Linked DNA regions of Homo sapiens: region 2 is linked to region 1. A link is an interaction called in ENCODE POLR2A ChIA-PET data of the cell type or tissue named here. Cell type or tissue: A673. All regions are shown on one strand.

What was found. ChIA-PET counts read pairs that join two places held together with the same protein. Peaks named below come from ENCODE experiments on the same cell type or tissue, not always from the same donor. Only the 100,000 strongest peaks of a DNase experiment are listed, where the experiment ranks them.
Region 2: POLR2A ChIA-PET joins it to region 1 with 5 read pairs; 4 of 35 experiments call an interaction of 5 or more read pairs at or near these places.

Annotation. Positions count from the first base shown.
Region 1 is chr6:110,959,974-110,962,473 of GRCh38, forward strand. It overlaps GTF3C6 (general transcription factor IIIC subunit 6), which reads left to right. Exons shown (of 6, transcript NM_138408.4): 3 at 441-504; 4 at 599-643; 5 at 2,419-2,500. Among named protein-coding and RNA genes, the nearest start is that of GTF3C6, 2.5 kb to the left of the region's middle. In A673, no CTCF peak of the experiment used is centred here; no DNase peak of the experiment used is centred here.
Region 2 is chr6:111,594,058-111,596,557 of GRCh38, forward strand. The region is part of intron 1 of TRAF3IP2 (TRAF3 interacting protein 2); the gene reads right to left. It also overlaps TRAF3IP2-AS1. Among named protein-coding and RNA genes, the nearest start is that of TRAF3IP2, 11 kb to the right of the region's middle. In A673, no CTCF peak of the experiment used is centred here; no DNase peak of the experiment used is centred here.

The DNA of each region.
Region 1 (2,500 bases):
TAATAATAATAATAAATTAGCTGGGGATGGTGGCATGCGCCTGTGGTCCCTGCTGCTCAGGAGGCTGAGGTGGGAGGATTGCCTGAACATGATCATGCCACTGCATTCCAGCCTGGGTGACAGAGCTAGACACTGTCTCAAAAAATAAATAGATGACAGATAGACTCTTTGCACTACTGTTGACAAAACTTCCTCTGTTTTTAGCTTACTCTTGAACAGGATGTTGATTGAAATAAACCTTGTTACTTGAGTATGAATTAAGTAGTCTTCAGGTTGTAACTGCTGTGATCAGAGCAGTTGTAGTTTATCCTGTACTTGGTAGGACAAGATGCTCTAGAGGTTCCCCAGTTTTGGAGATTAGTTTCCTTGGTAGCAAGGTTACAATGTTGAAGCCTTTTTCTAATTATGTTTTTTTTTTATGATCCTTTATTCTGTTGTAGGGCATTGACACTGAGAGGCCCATTCTGCAAGTGGACAGCTGTGTCTTTGCTGGGGAGTATGAAGGTAGGAGGATGTCAGATAGATGGAACTCTTTCTGATATGGGCTTTTCAGAGATGGTAGCTCTTCTCAACAATTTGCCTTTGTATTTTTCTGCAGACACTCTAGGGACCTGTGTTATATTTGAAGAAAATGTTGAACATGGTAAGTGATTGCTAGCCCAGCCCTTTTTAATACGAACTATTTCAATCATACTTAAGCATAATAAATATCTCATGTATCCACTGTCTAGCTGTATCATATCCTATCATTTTCCCAAACGTGACTCAGATTATAGTTAAAAAAAAAAAATGCCAGGCTGGGCCAGGTGGCTCAATCCTGTAATCCCAGCACTTTGGGAGGCCAAGGCAGGCAGGTTACTTGAGGCCAGGAGTTCGAGACCAGCCTGGCCAACATGGCAAAACCTCATTTATACTAAAAATACAAAAATTAGCTGGGTATGGTGGCATGTGCCTCCCAGCTACTCGGGAGACTGAGGCACGAGAATTGCTTGAACCTGGGAGGTGGAGGTTGCAGTGAGCCGAGATCGCACCAGTGCACTTCAGCCTGGGCAACAGAGCTAGATAAACTGTGTCTCAAAAACAAACAAAAGAACCCATTCCAGATACATTTGAAGTCCTTCTATCCCCCTTTCCAAACTTACTTCTTTCCCTCTGTCTTCAGAGATGATCACTCTCCTGAATTCTTTTTTTTTTTGAGACAGAGTCTCACTCTGTCACCCAGGCTGGAGTGCAGTGGTGCAATCTTGGCTCACTGCAACCTCCACCTCCCAGGTTCAAGCAGTTCTCCTGCCTCAGCCTCCCGAGTAGCTGGGATTACAGGCGCCTGCCACCACGCCTAGGTAATTTTTCTATTTTTGGTAGAGACAGGGTTTCGCCATGTTGGCCAGGCTGATCTCAAACTCCTGACCTCAAGTGATCTGCCTGCCTCGGCCTCTCAAAGTGCTGGGATTACAGGTGTGAGCCACCACTCCTGGCCAAGGAATAAAAGAAGGGCTACTTCATAGGCAGAGCAGCCTACTTTCTAAAGTATGGTATCAATTTATACTCACAGTAGCAATGTATGGAAGTGTCTGTGCTTCATATCCTTGGCTCAAGGGCCTTATCCTCCGTCCTGCCTAGGCATACAGTTTTCTGAAAGTTTCAACTCCAGGCAGCAGGTTGGCAGCAATTTTTTTCCTCAGGCTTTCATGATTGAGAATGTCCCTACTCCATACTTTGGCTTCAGGTAGTAAGTCTGACTTTGGTCCTTAATTTGATTGGTAGAATTTTAGATCCCAATACGCTGTAGGGTAAAATTCCTGGCCCCAATTTCCATTTCAAGGATGAAGCCTGTTAGACCTATGGGTTTAATCTCACTCATAACTCTGTGTTTCTGTCCCTTGAAGATGTTTGTTACTTTTGAATCCAGTTGTGCTTTCAACTGTTAACGTATTTTTTTTTTTTTCTTGAGACAGTTTTGCTTTTGTTGCCCAGGCTGGAGTGCAGTGGCACAATCTCTGCTCACTGCAACCTCCGCCTCCTGGGTTCAAGCATTTCTCCTGTCTCAGCCTCCCGAGTAGCTGGGATTACAGGCGTGTGCCACCATGCCCAGCGAATTTTTTGTATCTTTAGTAGAGACGGGATTTCATCATGTTGGCCAGGCTGGTCTCAAACTCCCGACCTCAGGTGAACCACTCGCCTCGGCCTCCCAAAGTGCAGGGATTACAGGTGTGAGCCACCGTGCCCAGCCTGTTAATGTATTTTATCTATCATTTTTCTATGCTTGGAGCAGGAGGGATGAGTTATACCTTGAATTTACTACACTATCTTGACAGGAAGTAGTTTAATCTGACTCCCTACACTGGAATTACTAAGGCTTCATCTTTGTTTTATTTGATGGCATAAGAAGTATAATAATGTTGTTCATTTCTGTTCCAGCTGATACAGAAGGCAATAATAAAACAGTGCTAAAATATAAATGCCATACAATGAAGAAGCTCAGCATGACAAGAACTCTCCT
Region 2 (2,500 bases), 630 kb after region 1:
GAGGTGGAGGTTGCAGTGAGCTGAGATTGCGCCACTGCATTCCAGCCTCAGCGACAAGAGCGAGACTCCATCTCCAAAAAAAAAAAAAATGCTCACCATTTTTTCCCTTTCTTTCTTGCAATTTTTCCACAGTTATGAAATTGGATGTGCCACACAACATGCTCTTCAGCCGGTCAGAAAACGAAAATATTTTTTCAAGGCCTGGCTGACTGTTGTGTCATCGTCTACATGCACTTGTGGGCACACAGCTGAATGGGAGGCAAAGAGATGCAAAAAGTGAGCTGAGTGGCAGGAGGACTAATTCCTGTCCTCTCTTTATTGCCATGGGATTTGCTTTCAATCCTCACTCTTCAGGTACAACTATTTCCATTCTCACTGGGTTTTCCAGTGTGAGTACCTTAGAAGCGCTTTTCTACCTAAAGAAAAAAAAAGTTGCAAATTCTACTCTTCTAGCTGAGGAGCCATCTGGGGGCTTGGAGGAGGCTTTAAAAAAAGTGATGAGGGCAGTCATCTCACATAAACTGGAAATCTGAGGTCATCCTCTGGTGGGAATTCTTCAGTTAAAACTGCTCTGGGGCTGGGCGTGGTGGCTCACACCTGTAACCCCAGCACTTTGCAGGCTGAGGCAGGAGGATTACTTGACCCCAAGAGTTCAAGACCAGCCTTGGCAATATAATGAGACCCTGTCTCTACAAAAAATTAAACAAATTAGCCAGGTGCGGTGGCGTGAGCCTGTAGTCCCAGCTACTTGGGAGGCTGAGGTGAGAGGTCACTTGAGCCCTGGAGGTGTCCAGCCTGCAGTGAGCCGAGATCGTGCCATGGCACTCCAGCCTGAGTGACAGAGCAAGAACCTGTCTCAAAAAATAAAAATAATTTTTTAAAAAACTGGTCTGGCCAGGCGCGGTGGCTAATGCCTATAGTCCCAACACTTTGGAAGGCCAAGGTGGGTGGATCACCTGAGGTCAGGAGTTCAAGACTAGCCTGGCCAACATGGTGAAACCCTGTCTCTACTAAAAGTACAAAAATTAGCTGGGTATGGTGGCAGGCACCTGTAACCCCGGCTACTTGGGAGACTGAGGCTGAAGAATCGATTAAGCCTGGGAGGCGGAGGTTGCAGTGAGCTGAGATCACAACTGTTGTACCCCAGCCTGGGCAACAGGAGCGAAACTCTGTCTCAAAAGAAAATAAAATAAACTGGTCTGAAAAGGAACACATGGCTTTTGAGTATTTAGTAAATAAACCTGGCATGGCAAGAAACAACTTCTAATAAAACTATGGAATTAATAATCTTTAAAAAACAAAATGGACCCTGGTGTTTCAAACATGTCACTATCAAATACTCAAAACAGCAGATAATTACAGAACTCAACTATGTGTCCAACTCAATGCTGTGTATCCCCCTTCTGACTATACGCCCAACTGAAATAGTTTTATTACTTTTTAAATAACCACAAGTGATACAAACTTCAAGAGGTACCAAAGGGTATGCATGCCGGGCGCCGTGACTCACGCCTGTAATCCCAGCACTTTGGGAGGCCAAGGCGGGCAGATCGCAAAGTCAGGAGTTCGAGACCAGCCTGGCCAACATGGTGAAACCCCGCCTCTACTAAAAATACAAAAATTAGCCGGGCATGATGGCAGGCACCTGTAATCCCAGCTACTCCAGAGGCTGAGGCAGGAGAATTGCTTGAACCCGGGAGGCGGAGGTTGCGGTGAGCCGAGATCGTGCCACTGCACTCCAGCCTGGGTGACACAGCGAGACTCTGTCTCAAAAAAAAAAAAAAAAAGGAGGTATGCAGTGAGAGATAATCACAGTAATTTCTGAAGACACAGAAAACATTCTTCCTACCTTCAAGTTGCTGTGATCCAGCCTAAGAGAGGAAACTAAGTAACATGCAGAAAACCCACGACCGGCGTCCCAGGGCCTTCGTGCTTGTCGCTCCCTCTTCATGGAACACCCTTCCCCCACACAGCTGCATGGCTGGCTTCCTTTCTCCTTCAGGTCTTTCCTTGGCTGTCACCTCAGGGAGGTCTCCCTGGTCGCACTCCCTAAAATGTTTACACTCTCCTCTCATTCCCATCTCCCTTCCCTGCTTTACCTTCTTATCCAGCAGTTATTACTGTCTTATATATTACCCAAATGTATATGATATACACAAATATCTAATAATCTCTTATTTGCTCATTGCCTCTCCCTTCTCCCAGAATATAAACTTCCTAAGGGTGCAATTTTCTCTTTTCTTTTTCTTTGTGATACGGGGGTCTTGCTCTGTCACCCAGGCTGGAGAGCAGTACCTAGATCATGGTTCACTGCAGCCTCAAACTCCTGGGCTCAAGTGATCCTCCCACCTCAGTCTCCCAAGTAGCTAGGACTACAGGCGCACGCCATCATGCCTAATTTTTCTGTTTTTTCTGAGACGGAGTCTTGCTCTGTCACCCAGGTTGGAGTGCAGTGGCACAATCTCGGCTCACTGCAACCTCTGCCTCCCGGGTTCAAGCG